Linked DNA regions of Homo sapiens: region 2 is linked to region 1. Evidence: chromatin loops called from intact Hi-C (ENCODE). Cell type or tissue: heart left ventricle. All regions are shown on one strand.

Region 1 (8,000 bases):
GAGGGCTGGTTGGCCAGGAGTGGCCTCCTCATGGGAATGTGTTGCTGTGGACATAAACGAACCTGTCACAAATGTACATTCCTGAGTGGGCACCAAGTGTGGAGGCTAGGGAAGCAGCTGGGGCTTTCTGGTGTCAGTGGAGGGTGGGAACAGCAGCTTCCGCCTTCACCCTCTGAGCCATGCTTTACCCCTGTCCTGGCTTTCTCCAGCCTGGGTGGAAAGAGGTCTCCCAGAACAAGTGGGTTAGTATCTGAAAGTAACTCTGAGGATCTCATGAGGACATGGGTATGAGGGGGGGTCCTAGAGGGTCTGTCAGAGCCCCAATTGTCTTGGGACTCAGGGGACTAGAGGTCAAGCTGAGACTGATTTGCTAATGAGCACTCATGTGGGGAATGGCAGTGATTTCATTTCTCAGTTTCTGTGGCTTATCACTGGTGCATCTCTATCCCCAGCCCCTTTTGAAGGCTGCCATCCAGGCTCCCTGAGGCCCCCTGTCTGCAGAGCATGTGACAGACAGTAAGGCTGGGGAGCCCACACCTGTGGCCTCTGTCATGTGCCAGGACCTTATGCAGGAGAAGGTGATGGCTGTCTGTCCTTCTCTGGGGGGGACCTGACACTCCTGACTTGGAGTGGGCAGCTGGCTGGAGAAGATGCTGGGTTTGACCAAGCACCTGGCATCCCAGAATTCCCCAGGCATAGGGTTATCTATACCTTCTCTCCTTTCTTCACCTTCCTGGGGCAACCTCATCCAACACTAACGAACTAGCACCTCTTAATAAACTAATGAATGGTGAAACATATATGGAGCCCTAGGGAAGGGCTTGGCAATGCACTCCCTCCTGGTGGATACCAAGCATTGTGGAATGGCATCTGTCTCCAGGAGCCCACACAGTGGAGGAGAGAGATGCACACCAGCAGGTCATTATGGCCTGGGTGATGGGAACAATGGCTGTGGTCATGGGAGTGACTGTCATTCACTCCACTTCAGTCTTCCCTGACTTTGGAACTGATTGAGCCATGGGTATGGGAGTCAGATAGTCTCGGCCATAGTACTGATTAGGCGGTGTGGAGAAAGGTGGCATGCAGAAGGTGCAGAAATCAGCTTCTCAATCTCCCTGTCAAGCCTTGACCTGAGTGTCCCTCAACTAGAAAATTTGGGTCCTTGGAGCAGAAACTATTATCCAGCATCACCAACTGACACCTGTCAAACCCCAGTAGTGGGAGCAGAGGGCAGAGACCTCCCGGCTGTCTGGAAATAACACACTGGAGTTTGCATGGTACCTGATGGTTAACAAGGGCTTTCTCACAACTTTTCTTCTCCCAACAATACTGTAGGATAATGGAAGGGCAGGCATCCTCTGCAGTTGAGGGAATGGAGGAACACAAAACTCAAGTGTTTCACTCAAGGTCATGTAATTAGTAAACTGAAGGCTGTTCTGTATCCTAATTCTCAGCTTGGTGCTCTTCCCGTGGTGTTTCACAAGAGTGTGCTAGCAGTGTCTGGGGTGGGCAGTTCTTGGTGCAGGGACTGCCTGATATTGTAGGGCGTTTGTGATCCGGGGCCCTACAGTGCTGAGCACCAGTGGAAGTTCCCAGCCACTACAAGACTAGAAAACCTCTCACATTTCCAGAAGCCTCTCGTTGAGAACCATTGCTAGACCCAGCTCCCACCTGACTCTGGAGTTTACCCACCAGCCCTGTGTAGTCCCACAAGGGCCACACAGGCACAGGAGATGGAGCTGTTTCTTTTTAACCCAAAGCTCCCCTTCCTGCCCTGCTGTGTGCATGACTGGGTGGCGATGGAGGTCCCCTTCCACGTGCCGTTCCTTTGACTCACTGGTTTCCTAGGCATGGCAGTCCTGAGCAGGAGACAGGGTCACCCCCTTGGACTTGGGCTGGCCTCACATTCCAGTCTGGGTGGTTACTCAGGTTGGTCTGGCGCCTGAGATCCTGAAACTCCACGAAAGTGAGCATCCGGAATGGCCAGGCAGGCATCCCAGGCTCTGGGGCCTGGCTTCTGCAGGTCTTCTTGGGGTGTTTTCTTTTCCCTGTCAGCAGGAAGCACAGGGCTCAGACTTGATGGGGTTGTATCCTGTTGTTTATGGCATTAGACGAGGCTTGCTTTTTCTGCTCAGCTCTTGTCCTCTCTAGACCTGGAACTCCTCCTCTTCCCCGCACCATCCTTCCTCTCTCATCTCCACTACACTTGCCATACACACCATGGCCCATGCCACACTCATGTCCCAATAAATGCACACATCAAAAATCTAACACATTGGTCTGAGTGCCCACCTCTCATGGCCCATGACCCTGTACTCCAGATTTCTTATTTAGCACTGGGTGCCTGACATATCACAGCCCCAATCTTTATAGAATCAAGTCTTCCCACTCTCTCGGAGATGGCACCTGTCTCAGGTATTTAGGTGAAAGGCCCGCCCACCTCCCTCTTTTTGGCCAGCAGGGTTTGCAGTAAAAGTCCCATCCCAGACTAGTGTGCATGGTGCTTTGTGTGACAGGTAGCTGAGCCCTGGGCGATGTGTTGGGTTTGGCAGGAGCAAAGTTGAGGCTGGCTTCCTAGGCTGGATGTACTCTCCCAGGATGCCCACCCTGGAGGCCATCGGGTCAGCAGGGAGTGAGGCGGGACCCAGGAGTCACACAGGCTGAATTTTAACGCAGACTGCTGCCAGGAGAGCTTAGCACAAAGTCAGGTTTGAGGATGTGTGCTCTCACAATACTGAGACATGGACTGCATGTCATGAGCCCGAGCACAGTGGCGTACACACCCATAGCACACCCATGTGCACACACCCATTCTTTCTGTCCTTGATGTCTGTCCTCCTCGTTGCTGTCTGTTGCTTTCTCTGTTTCTCTCCTCTTGCTCACTCACTCACACTCTTGGTGCACGGTCCTCTCTTAGCCTTTCTCTGTCTCCCTATTTCTGTGACTTGTTCTCCCTCACCCCCACACACTCTGCTCAGCAGCAAGTACAATGAGATTTCTCTCTCTCACACACACACGCCTCATGCAGTGTGAGATAACCCTGCCAAAATGGGAAGCCAGACCTCTTGTTCAATGGGCACATAGACCAGCCCTACTTAACAATCCAGATCTGGACTTCTGGGCCTTCCCTTCAATTCCTTTCGTCCTCACAGGGTGGCGTCTTGGCCGGGTTACTGGTCTAGGAGTCAGGATCTTTGGGTCTCAGCCAGTCCCAGCTTGTGAGATATCACTGGGCAAGCAGTTTCCCTTTTGCTTTGAATCACACATTTTATCTTCAAGAAGGAGATGATAAAAAAGTATCCTTTTAATAAAGAGTCCGGAAGCTCCTAAGGAAAGAGAAATATACAGATGTTAATAACGATAGACACACAGCCCCTTATATTCATAGGACACTCAAACATCTTCATAGCATCATCCTGTGTCTCCTCCTTTAGTTATAATAACCACCCAAGGGGACAGAAAGGGGCGTAATAATATTGCAGTGATTTCATGCTTAGAATTTTTTTTCCTTCACCAATACCTGCTTTTGAGAGATTTGGGCTGTGCTTAATGCAGGTGTGGTGTTTGGTATCTCAGGCCCTAGGATGTGCTCCAGCTGCCTTTATTATTATTATTTCCCCTTCCCCTTCCCCTCCCCCTCCTTCTTCTTCTCCTTCTCCTTCTTCTTTTGAGACAGTGTTTCACTCTTGTTGCCCAGGGTGGAGTGCAATGGCGCGATCTTGGCTCACTGCAACCCATGCTTCCCGGGTTCAAGCGATTCTCCTGCCTCAGCCTCCTGAGTAGCTGGGATTACAGGCATGCGCCACCACGACCAGCTAATTTTTGTATTTTTAGTACAGACAGGGTTTCATCACGCTGGCCAAGCTGGTTTCAAACTCCTGACAGGTGATCCACCCACCTCGGCCTCCCTCCAATTGCCTTCCTTTCTATATAGCACAGGTTATGAATGATAAGATAATGCATTTGGGTGACAAGACACATTTTGGGCCAGTGCTTGCTGCTGTTACCTTCACATGTCCCTTAGTTTTTGTAAGGTATAAGGGAAGGACTGCACATCACCACACCAGGCTTGTTTCTTTTATCAAGAAAGTCAGTGGAGAGAAGGAGAAAGAGACAACTGAGAGAGCTCTTCTCCATCTGGCCTCTCAATTTACATGTTTTCCCTAGTGTGTGTGGCCCTATGGGCAGGAAACGGGGTCAGTGGGAGAGAAGCAGCCCACTCCCTTCCCTGGTCTCTGTGCCATTACTGTGTCTCCGTCAGTGTTCCAAAATATAATGGGATTTGTTCGGCTGATTTATCCCACACGCAGGCAACATTACCCAGACCCACACCTAGACCCGAGGAGCAAGAGAGGAAGATACATTGCCGTGAGAGTGGGGCTAATAAAATTTATTTCCACTAATGAGGGAATGACCTACCCCATAACTCAGCCTGGGGAGCAGGGCCACTGCTTCCCAGCACCCACCAGAAAACACACAAACTTAATCATCATGGTATTTCTCACTTCAATGACAGCCCTTGTGGCTGCTGAGTCTGCCTGCCATAGACTCCAGGAGGGACAGTGGGATTTGGGATTGATGGACTGGTGGCATGGGATTTATCTGCCCCTGACAGGTAGCCACTGGGGTTCTCTGGAGCTAAAGTACAAAAGGAGAGAGGTGGCACCCCAGTAGGTTTTGGTTGTTACCATTCGCAATGCTGAGAAACTTCCCTGGGATTTCCCATGGGTCTGGTGTTGGTTGCTAAACCAGCCCCCAGGGATAATGCCATCTGCAGAATTTCAATTCTCTTGGTAGGCTGGCCTAGAGCTCTGGCCTGTCCAGACTATTCCCAGGGCATGGCCCTGTCTGCTTCTCAGAGGGAGGAACACGAGGCTCTTGGCAGCTAAGCTAATGAGGAGAAGGTCATGGGTTCAACCCCTAGGATTCTGAGCTGAAGCTTGTCTTTGGCTGCTATGCTCAGCAACCCCTAGAAGGGGTGCACTGCTAAAGCTCGCTATTGGTTACAGCCTGGCCTGCAGAATGTGTGCTTGGCTTAATGCCCTTCTCCAGGGAAAACTGCTCAATTTAGTGACATTAGTTCCCTATTAGAAGGATAGCTTGTTTTCATGATGAGTGAAAGACCACTTAGATATCTGGTGGGCTTGGGCCACAGATGGTCCCAAAACACACATAGAAACTTCAAAATGAGTATTAAAAGAAGTGTTGCTTTTAGCAAATGGCTTTCATCATTCCATAGGTAGTTAAATGCATTCATTTAATGAATATTTGCATCAAAATCCCCAGCCCCACCTCCTAAAACACAATGACTTTCTATCCTGTTTTCTGGTCTGCTCTCCTCCTTTTTGAGATGCCCAGAAGCAAAGCTCTTGGTTCTTGAGAACTGGGGCCATATGATAGTCCCCACTTATCCTTGGGAGATGCTTTCCAAGTCCCCCAGTGGATGCCTGAAACCACAGATAGTCCCAAACCCCATATATACCGTGTTTTTTCCCATGCATACTCTCATGGTTTGGCTATGTCCCCATCCAGATCTCATCTTGAAGTCCCACATGTTGTGGGAGGGACCTGGTGGGAGGTAATTGAATCATGGGGGCAGGACTTTCCTGTGCTGTTTTCGTGATAGTGAATAAGTCTTATGAGATCTGAGGATATTATAAGGGGGTGTTTCCCTGCACACACTCTCTCTTTTTGCCTGCTGCCATCCGTGTAAGACCTGTCTTCCTCCTCCTTGCCTTCTGCCATGATTGTGAGGCCTCCCCAGCCACGTGGAAATGTAAGTCCATCAAACTTTTTCTTCCAAGTCTCCAGTATGTCTTTATCAGCAAATGGACTAATATACATACATACCTATAATAAACTTTAATTTATCAGTTAGGCACAGTAAAAGATTAACAGTAATAATAATCATAAAATAGAACAGTTATGACAGTATACTATAATAAAAATTATGTGAACATTGTCTCCTCTGTCTCTCAAAAATCCCTTATTGTGCTCTACTCTTCTATTTTTGGGCAGTGGTTGATCTGAAGCTGCGGTAACTGAAACCATGGAAAGTGAAGCCAAGGATCAGGGGAACTACTATAATTTGTTGGGTTGTTTTTCCAACCCCAATACACTTTTCTCTAAGCCCCTGCAATGATGTGTTTGTCTAACTGGGTTGTTGTGACTGTGGCTTGCTGGCTCTCCCTCTTTCTGTTACACATTCGTTTTCCCTACAATCTCATTGAAAAAGACACCCGAAAGAATCATTCTGAGATGAAGCATTAGTAACTGAGTGTATGAGCCCTCACTCCAGCATTGTTTCCATGGCCTGTGCTCACAACCAGGGTGCAGGGGTCAACTTTCACCTATTATAGGACTTCTCTGGCTTGCTTTCAAGAGACTTCAATCTCATAGGGCCAGCGTGGGTCCTGTGTCTCAATGTCACGTGTCTGAAGGCAGACCTTCTGGGGAGGGCTAGGAGTCATAAAAGAGAAAGTTTAGGCATTACAGGAAAGCAATCAGAGGATTGGATAGTCAGGTCTTTTTGATTTCTTTGTTACAGAATCATCACTCAAGCACATGGAAATATCTTATAGAATAATAGGCTTTCTGAGGAGCTAAACCTAAGCCTACTAGAGACTCCCAGAGATATTTCTACCTCCCTGTGGACACTCTCCACTTACCTCTACCCCTGAGGAGGTATTGTGGAGTAAACACGATGTCATCTCAAGGGGTGGATGCATTTTGTGTATTTATGAACACCTTAGGGGTCAGCCGTCATATTTGAGATACGGTTCCCAATAAGTGGGTGATCATTATCTCCCTGTACTGCAGAGCTTTACAACTGGAGCCTGCATTTAGACATGAGCTATTACAGTTTATCTGATCAATATCTCCCTTTAAAAAGAAATCCCACATGTGTAATTCACTGATTCCCCATTTCCAGTGGAGGTGTGCTATGGTCAGCAACCAGGATATGTGTATGTGTGTGTGTGTGTGTGTGTGCGTGCGTGCACAAGTGTGCATAAGTGTAATTAATGGGAAGAAATTTAGGGCTGCTCAACATGAAGAATATAAAGACCTTTTCTTTTCTGTATCAATAGGCAGCTCATGGGCTTCCCTTCCCTTTTTCTCCTAACTTGAATTTCTTTTCAAAACGTCATTTCTCACTTTCCTTTGGGATGCACAGACCCAGGAAAGGAAGAAGCCCAGCTTAAGTGAGTGGTCAGGGGCCTCCTTGGGAGGGGAGAGTTGGTTGCTTCCAGTTTCTGGAGATGGCAGAGCACTCATCCCTGGTGCTGGGAAAGGGACTGGACACATAGTCTCTTCCCCAGCAGTCCCCTGCCTTCCTCTGATCCTGGAATAGATTGTCTTTGGGACCACCCTCTAACAACCCCAGAGGAAACCCGTGCTTAAGATCAGTTTTTTAGCCAGGTGTGGTAGCTCATGCCTATAATCTCAGCATTTTGGGAGGCCAAGGTGGACGGATCACAAGGGCAGGAGTTCAAGACCAGCCTGGCCAACATAGTGAAACCCCGTCTCTACTAAAAATAAAAAAATTAGCTGGGTGTAGTGGCAGGTGCCTGTAATCCCAGCTACTCAAGAGGCTGAGGCAGGAGAATTGCTTGAACCTGGCGGGTGGAGGTTGCAGTGAGCCAAGATTGTGCCACTGCATTCCACCCTGGTAACAGAGCAGGACTCCATCTAAAAAAAAAATCAGGCTTTTTTGTTTTGTTTTGTTTTGTTTTTTCTGTCACCAGGAATTTGGGGTTTTGGTACCTATTTTCTCAGCAACTTGATAGGTAACTAGGGGAGGCACCTCACTCTCCAGGCCCCAGTGGCCCCTTCTGTAAAATGGGGCTGTTGGATTTTATGATCCTGAGTTATTTTCCGCATCTGAAATATGATGTGTGAAAGAGGGGCAGAATACTGTTTCATAAGCCAGAGAACTTGGACGTGAGCCCAGACCTCGCCTCTTCCTCAAAGTCATGCCTGCTCCCCAAGGCAGTTGGTGG
Region 2 (8,000 bases), 97 kb after region 1:
TGAGTTTTCCCCTCAAAATGAACACCTACTCTATTTTGATTCTCTCGGTGCCCACTCAACCTTCTCTGCAAATGCAGAGTTGGGGAAGCACAAGGACATTCGAGATTTGAACTTGGCCCTTCTTACCTTCATTCACAGAGAGGTTGCGTGGCTCCTGGGAGACAGGTCACCCAAATTCTAGCCCTCACTCTTAACAACCTGTGTGGTTCCAGGTGAGTCGTAAATGCCCCTGGGTCATGCTCTTTTAACCTGTGAAACAGAAGGCTGGATGAGGTAAACCCTGGACCTTTTCTTTTCTTTTTTTTTGGTTTTATAAATTTGAGACATGATAAAAATCAGATATGCCTAAGTAAGTGATACTTGGCTAGGAGGGAGCAGATGCTCTGAAGCTAGGAGGCCAAAGGAGAAGCCCTATTCTTTTCATTCATGTGGTCAGGAGGCTCCTGGGTTTCCCATAGCATCCAAAGATGGGAGAGTTAAAGGTGAACAACAGGTGAGTTAGAACGCGCTCTAGTTTACTCAATTCCTAAAAATCTCAGAAGTGAGGAAATAAGCCACAATTGGAGTAGCTGAGTAACTGACTCCAATTTTGAAGAAGTTCTTGAAGTGCGTGAGTGACTTATCTAATGTCAGCTTCATTTATGGGCCACGGAAAAAATACTCAGACCATTGTGTGGCAGGAGGGCATGCTATCCCTTTCAAATGAGCCAACTTCTGTCTGGGCTGAGAATTAGTCATTGGAAGGATGCAGAAATCCTTCTCTGTGAAGAGGTTCATGGATCTGAAAAGTTCTTTTAACCCTGCAGTGTAAGCCTGGAGACACTTGGACTCTGACTTTGTCAGGCAGTCTGTCCCTTTGCAAAATGGGATTTCTGCCTGCACTGAGGCCACATTGAGTCATTGTCACTGCCCTGCTGCTCAAATGGTGCTTTCCAAGCCAGGGGGCCACAAACTCATCGTATGGCTTTAAGTCAATGTAGTGGGCTGTGGCCAACCTTCTTTTAAATGGAATAGAGTAAGAAAGAAAAATATCTGAGTGCATTACAGGTAGCAAGGGGAAGACTTGTTTTCCTGGGTTTCATCCTGGTTTTCAATGTGAGTAAGATTTCCTGGGTAGGCCTCCAGCGAAACAATTTTTAAAACTGCCCTAAAGGATGGGGAACCTGAAGTCTAAGGAATCCAGATGCTCTCTGCACATCCTCACAATGTATGTTTTGTGCCACATGGGTATGTGTAGTGAAAACCAGAAATACCACCTGGCTCTGCAAGTGATGGGCTGTGGGACCTGTGGGGCATCCACTCAGCCCAGCGTCCCTGGCTTTGCAGCCTGGGCTCCAGATTGAGGAGGCCTGCTAAGCCGACACCTCCTCCCCTGGGAGGACCGAGAGCTGTCACCCATCTTTCCAAGGCTGGCAGTAACCAGGACTCTCCATTTCCTGTGGCCCCTGCTCCTCTGACTGTTTTTCTTGAAGACCAGGGAAGTTGAACCAAGGAAGAGTGAGATCAGAGAGAAAAGGGGATGGCTGGCTCAGCATCTCGTGGTGAGTCCAATGTAGCAGGTATGGAATCACAGTTCCTAGGATTTCCTAAGTAAGAGCAGCTGTAGGCACAGCCTAGTCCTGCCTCATCAGTGTACAAGGAACCCAAAACTCGGCATTGCGGTAGCCCATTTCAAACCCAGACTTTTAATCACCAAGGCCCAGGCTCCACTGCCCTGCCTCCCGATTTCAGCCAAGCTGGGAGTACCATGTTTCAGCAAACTGCTTCTGAGAGCTATGGAGTAGAAAACATACATCCCTCAGAAGAGAATGTGTCCAACACACACACACATGCATACATGCACACACACACACACACACATACACACACACACATACCCTCAGCTGCCCTCTCTTATTATTTTGCTGAAACAATGGATCCCCTTGATGTTATTTTAAAGTAGAACGTCAGACTCAGATCCTTCACAACAAGGAGGACCAGCCCTGGGGAAGCCAGTGGGAACACTGGGGTGACAGGAAGGCAGTAGTACCCCACCCTGTGCAGTACTCCCCCTGAAGCTTCGTCTTTCCACCCTCTATACCTTCTGGTCTCCTGGGCCACAGGGATAATAATAGTAGTAGTAGGCATCAGAATAATAATCACAACCTACACCAGCTTGGCACTGTTCTAAGAACTTTACATGAATTATCTCAATCTCTATACCCCTATGAGGTGGCGCTGTTACTATCACCCCCTTTAACAGGGGACAAAACATGGGAAAGTTAAATAACATGATCATATTGCTCATTAGGATGCCAATCAAGCAGTCTTACTTGGGAGTCCATTCTTAATCACTACCCTGTAGTGTGTGGCCTCCATGTCACCTGGTGCACTGCCAGGTCCATGTAACAGGGACACTGTGACACCAGCAAGCCGTGTTGGTTGTGTGGCCATCCTGTTCTGCCACCCAGTGGGAGGCCACCTGCCCACTGCCCCCTGGCTCTGGGCCTGTGAGGGCTGGTTGGTGACAGTGGTGGAGGCTGCGCACCAGCCTTCTCCTCTGCCTCACAAAGGCTAAGGGGGCTGCATATCGTTTTGGTTGTGGTTTGAGTGATGAAGTCACTGGGGGGAGTCCCCCATAGTCTAGGAAAAGGGGTCTTTGGAAAGCTTTCTTGGGACATTTCCTGGAGTTGTGTTGGGCGGGCCCATCAGAGCTGGTGGCATTGTGTGTAGCCTCACATCAGCCTCCTGGAGGGTTAGTAAGGTTCAGCCTTCTCATGGAGCTATTTAGGGTCAAGGCCTCTGGGTTAATTCCTCAATGGGCTCTGACCCATCCTGTGTTATGGAGGTGCTTGGGGACCCGTGGAAACAAAAGAAGTGAAAGAAAGAAAGCCTTGTCTCCTGGCCCACCACAGAGCCCAGGTGAATATCTGCTCCCCAGAACAGCAGGGCCAACTACAGACCCGTTATCCGGCTCTGACCTTCCCTGTTGCACTTCCTGAGTCCCGCCCCTACTGAATGGAGCATGTCTGTTGCAGACTCTCCTGGCTGCCCTGGGGACTGAGAAGGGGTTTACTTGGAAGGAGGACAGGACACCAAAAGTCGGCAAGTGGGTCCAGATGGCCACTTTCTCCCTCCTGATCCCTCAGGTCCTGTCCCCGAAGTAAGCCCCCAAATGCCCTCTTCCCTGCTCTCTGCCTCTTCCCTCCCACCCCACAAAGTGAAGCCACAAACCTGCATTTTGGAGTCCGCAGGCAGATTCCTCTGTCATCACTTCCCATGGGGTGGGAGGAGGTTGGAGAGAGAGAGTGGAGGAAAAGCCAGGCCAGGAAGGGAAAAAAAAGTCCCAATTTAAACCCAGGCCAATTTGGGAATTCAGCTGACACAGCAAGCAAACGCGATCAGTAAGAAGTGAGAGGGAGATGATTTATGTTTTGTGCCTGAGGATCCACGGAAGACTTTCAGGTGTCATCAGGGTTACCCCGTGATCTTTAGCAGCAATTAGGGCCCCCTCCCGTTACCTGCCTGCCTGGTTTTAGGCTCACGCTGCCAGCTCCTCCCCTGAGTAGGGGAAATCTTAAAAGCCTCTCTCCCTTGCCTGACTTCTCTTTTTCAACTTTCACATTTGGATGAAAATGGGACACTGGCATTCTTTAGAGAGAACATGATTGAGTGCTGGCTCCTGAGGGGGCAGTGCATTGCCAGCATCCATGCCCTTCCCTGCTGCTTTTGTGGACCAGGCATAGCAGGCGTCAGGGCCTCTGAGTCTGGGGCCGGGACCTGGGCTCTGTGTAGTGGGAGAGATCATCTTCTCTCATCTTCCTGCTCCAAGCACTGCCTCCTGGGATGTTGGCATGGAAGTGGCTGCCCAGCCTGCCCTCTCTGGCTCTGAACCACACAGAGAGCCAAGGCAATGCAGCTGGCCAAGAAGAGATGCTTGAGGTTAGCTGTGGGGGAAGAGAGATCCAGTTATTACGCATTTGCATGGTGGCGGTGCGTCAGCTGAGTGTTTTGTGTTTTGTTAATGAGCTCTTCAACACTAGCTCTCTGGATTGGGGGTCAATGGGTGGGCGTGCTCAGCACAAGAAATGAAACAACTGGGTCAAGGACACGCAGTTTCTGTCCATGCTGGAGGTGGCGTTCCCAGCCAGACCTGTCTCATGCAAAGTGATGGTGCTGTGGTAATAATGTAGGAGGTGTTTCTCCTGATCCTCGGATGCCTCCTTGTTAAACCTGATTGATCCGATGGACTGAGCGGCTCGGGAGCAGCCTGTCCTTTGCTCTGCATACCCTGTGATGGCAGTGGCCAGTGCTACAAGGTGAGAAAGCAGGCTTTGAGAGGGGAGCTGTGTTTTTGGCAGGGGGTATTTCCTGCAATAAGATGATTAGCCAGCTGCCCCTCCCATAGTGGCAGCCTGCAGCAGCACACTGCCCCTCTCCCCTGTGTGTATGTTGGACTAATTAATAACAGGAAAAGGCAAAGAGATGTTCTCCAAGGCATTTAGAACTTGGACTTGAGTATCTTAAAGCTCTTTCTCCACCTTTACAATGGAGCCCCTGTGCCTCGCTAGGGTGGCTTCCTCATGTTAGGTGAGTGCCCCAAGTTACTTTTTATAGCTTTCTGTCTCCCCGCCTACCGTCAGGGTGTCTGGCACCTGTCACTTCTCACTGTTGTCACTGATCCTGTCTGATGCAGCTCTCCTGCTGCCACTTAATTTGTTCTTTTTAATTTGCTACGGGCTTGGAAACAGATACTCAAGCTTATTAGACTTGTGTATAAAATAAGAATAAAGAGGTGTTGCATGATTACTCTAGGGACCTGCTGAGTCAAGTGCATTCGCTTTGGTATGTAGGCTTGAGATTTCCATTTTACCCTTTCCCGGGTCATTTCTGGTATTTTCTAGCACCTGGCTGGGCTCTCGACTGGGGAATCTAAGGCCAGCTGAAGTGCAGTCAGGCAAAGTGACATGAACCATGACAAGGACTGCTTACTTTTATACCCATCGATACTATATTCTGAAGCCTCTCCAGCCTCCCCCTCTTTTGCTTATCTGAGAGATGCCAAGTGCCTTCTGGGGAATTGGCTTTTTGCTGAAAATTGCTCTTGGCAATTTGCAGGGACTTAGAGCTGGTTCAGGTGTTTGAAAGATCCACTCGTCTAAGCACAGGGATAGAGCCAGTTTATTATGAAAAGTTTTATCCATCTTCACTCCTCAGCTGTCCCCAAGTTCAGTTCTTCCCCTCCTCCCCAGTATGGCCACACAATCTCTGAGCCCTTCTTTATTGGCTTAGAGGGCCCTTTCCCGTCCTCTGAATTCTCCACTTATGCCCCGTCCTGATTAAGTTCCACTTCACCATGAAGTCTTCCCTCATCCTACCGGACTTCCTCTAACCTTATGCGTCTGTTCAGCAGTTCACTGATTTGCTCCACAAGTATTCATGAAGCTTTTGGTACTGTATCACATGCTGATTGTTTCTGGATTTCATGTGTGTGTCTCACCTTCCCAACCTTCATGAGCAAAGGTTCTCAGCCTGGGCTTCACATTAGAACCACCTAGGGAGCTTTTAAAACTCTGATGCTCAGGCTGCAACCTAGTCCCATTAAATCAGACACTGGAAGCGCATTTTTTTAACTTTGCCTTTTGAGATAATCGTGAATTTGCATGCAATTGCAATAAATTGTACAGAGGGGTTCCTGTACCCTTCACTCAGTTCTCCCCTCCACGTGGCATCATTTTGCATAACTATAGTACAATATCACAAATGGAAAATTGACTGGTACAACCCACCAAGCTTATCCATTCAGATTTCACCAGTTTTTTGCATTGGCGAGTGTGTATTTAGTCTTGTGCAATTTTATCACATGTGTAGATATGTGCCAGCCAAAGGTCTCTCCCTTTTTCACAGGCCCTAGAGACCTGATCTGAGATCGTGCATGTCAGGTCGCTGGAGTCCTCTTCTGGCCTGCTTGCACAGATAGCTATTTGCAGGGCTCGGGAATGAAATTGAAAATAGACCAAACAATGTGACAGTTTTCTCCTGCTATTTTTTCTTCCACGAACAGAATGTTCAGCATTATTTTTTTCTCTTTGTGCAATATTGCAAGTGAGAAATAATCTGATTGGAATGCTGGCTTATGCTGTTTATGAGCCTGCAGTCTCCCACAAGCTGTGCGCAGGGAGCTTTCCCGAGGAGGACATCTAGGGACTTGCAAGATGAAAGGTTTGGGGAGTAGCTGTGGCCACACCCAAAACGCTGGTGAGGCTAGGAAGTAAATGCGTGGTATGCATACGGATGGTACCCCTGGAGGCTTCTCTTTCCTGGGAGTGTTCTCATGTGTTTTGCCTGAAAACTATCAAGGAGTGGCCTGGCCCATTCACACAGGGCCTGGGAAAGAAGGGTGAGCGTGTCTGAGGCTGGGGTACATTATGTCACAGATTTTGTCTGCTGAATAGCTGGGAGGAGAGACGAGCACCTTGAACTACCTGCTTGATTTTGTCAAACATATGGAATTTGAGGCCTAAGATGGACTGGCTGTAGAGAACACAAGAGTCTGGGTGACAGGTAGGAGACAGGACAAAAGGATACTCTTCTGCATCCTCCTAGGGACTCCTTCCTAATCTCAACAGAGAGGACAGGAAAATATAATTGTCAGTGTCACATGGGAACTTAGAGAAAGTGGAGTCCTTTACTTCCTGGGAGACCTTAATCTGAGGATGTTAATTCCTTTTTTTAAGAAACACGTATGGATCATTCACTCTGTGCCTGGTATGAAGCTTGGTTCTGGGGCACAAAGGTAACAAATACACAGACAGACTAGGTAGGCATTTGTCTGTTTAGATGTGGATGAATTTTATTTTATTTTTTCTCCGGGGGTAGGAGGTGGACTGGCGTGGGGTAAGGGAGGAAGTTGATTATTTTGATTTATTCCAACTTACAAATGCCCAGAAGATGTAGGTATGGGACCATCTGATCACAAAGGTCACATTCCTCCCCTTTCATGCCCATGAAAGTATTCTAGATCTCGATTGGATTGTTAGTTACACAGGTGAAGGCATTTGTCAAAAACTCATCAAAGTGTGCACTGAAGATCTGCACATTTCATTGCGTGTACATCTTACCTTAAAAAAATCACACTCCAAACAGAAATGGAAAAGAAGCAGTGAAGCCCCAGTTAAGAGCAGTCTACTTTCATCAGGAATAAAACCTGATTTTGAAATTTCATCCTAACAACATTTTCAGATGCCAGAACCCACTACATTGAATATACCTGTGGCCCTGCAGCTCTGCCCTCCAAAGCACAGATGTGTGACCTTCAGCAAACTCACTGTAGCCCTGCCCAGGTGTGCCTGCTTCTGCTTCTGGAACACTCTTCCCAGACTGCACTAGGACCAGTGTGGTCCCGCCTCCCCCATGAAGCCTCTCTTGATTTCTCCAGTCAGCCGAAGTGATCTTTCCTTTTTTTGTTTCACCTGCATTGACTGCCTTAATATAACGTGACTCTTATTATTCAGAGTCTTTCATTCACATTTACTAAATAAGCCAGCACATATAAAGAGCGTGGAACAGTGCTTGGCACAAAATAAATGCTGAAGAAGTGATCATGACTATTTTTGTTGTTGCTATGTTTTATGCTTATGATCAGTCCCTCTAAGGCCTGTGTCTTTGACTGACATACAAGCTGATATGTCTTGCAGGGACTGGGTTGTGTCCCTTTGGTGACCAGTGTGATGCTGAGCCCTTGCGCCCATTTGAATCCATTTGAATCTGCAGAACTGTGTGTAAATACTCCAGGCAAACTTGAAGCCCGTGGGTGTAATAGAGACGTGACTGAGGGAAATTCTAGCAGGGACCTCTGTACTTTAATGCAGCACCAATCAGATGGCATGGGATGGGAGGGGATGCCCAGGATTCTAAAACCCTTATCCAGCCCTGTGGTTGAGAGGCCTTGAGAAAAACCTGGTGCCAGGGCCAGCTGAGGAGTGGAGGTGGCAGCCACAAAGGCCATCTTTGTGGACAGC

What was found. Hi-C counts contacts between places; a loop is a spot of excess contacts. Peaks named below come from ENCODE experiments on the same cell type or tissue, not always from the same donor. Only the 100,000 strongest peaks of a DNase experiment are listed, where the experiment ranks them.
Region 2: a loop joins it to region 1, with 2.3 times the contacts of the local background. A loop is called at or near these places in 14 of 110 quality-filtered maps.

The regions. Positions count from the first base shown.
Region 1 is chr7:132,496,113-132,504,112 of GRCh38, reverse strand. All of the region lies in intron 2 of PLXNA4 (plexin A4), which reads left to right. Among named protein-coding and RNA genes, the nearest start is that of PLXNA4, 76 kb to the left of the region's middle. In heart left ventricle, a CTCF peak has its summit at 3,143; a DNase peak (open chromatin) is centred at 3,171; H3K27ac peaks cover 408 bases.
Region 2 is chr7:132,398,933-132,406,932 of GRCh38, reverse strand. The region is part of intron 3 of PLXNA4 (plexin A4); the gene reads left to right. LOC105375511 (a long non-coding RNA gene) reads right to left here and starts at 3,287. Exons shown (of 4, transcript XR_927983.3): 1 at 3,214-3,287; 2 at 127-249. In heart left ventricle, no CTCF peak of the experiment used is centred here; DNase peaks (open chromatin) are centred at 3,832 and 4,081; H3K27ac peaks cover 1,700 bases.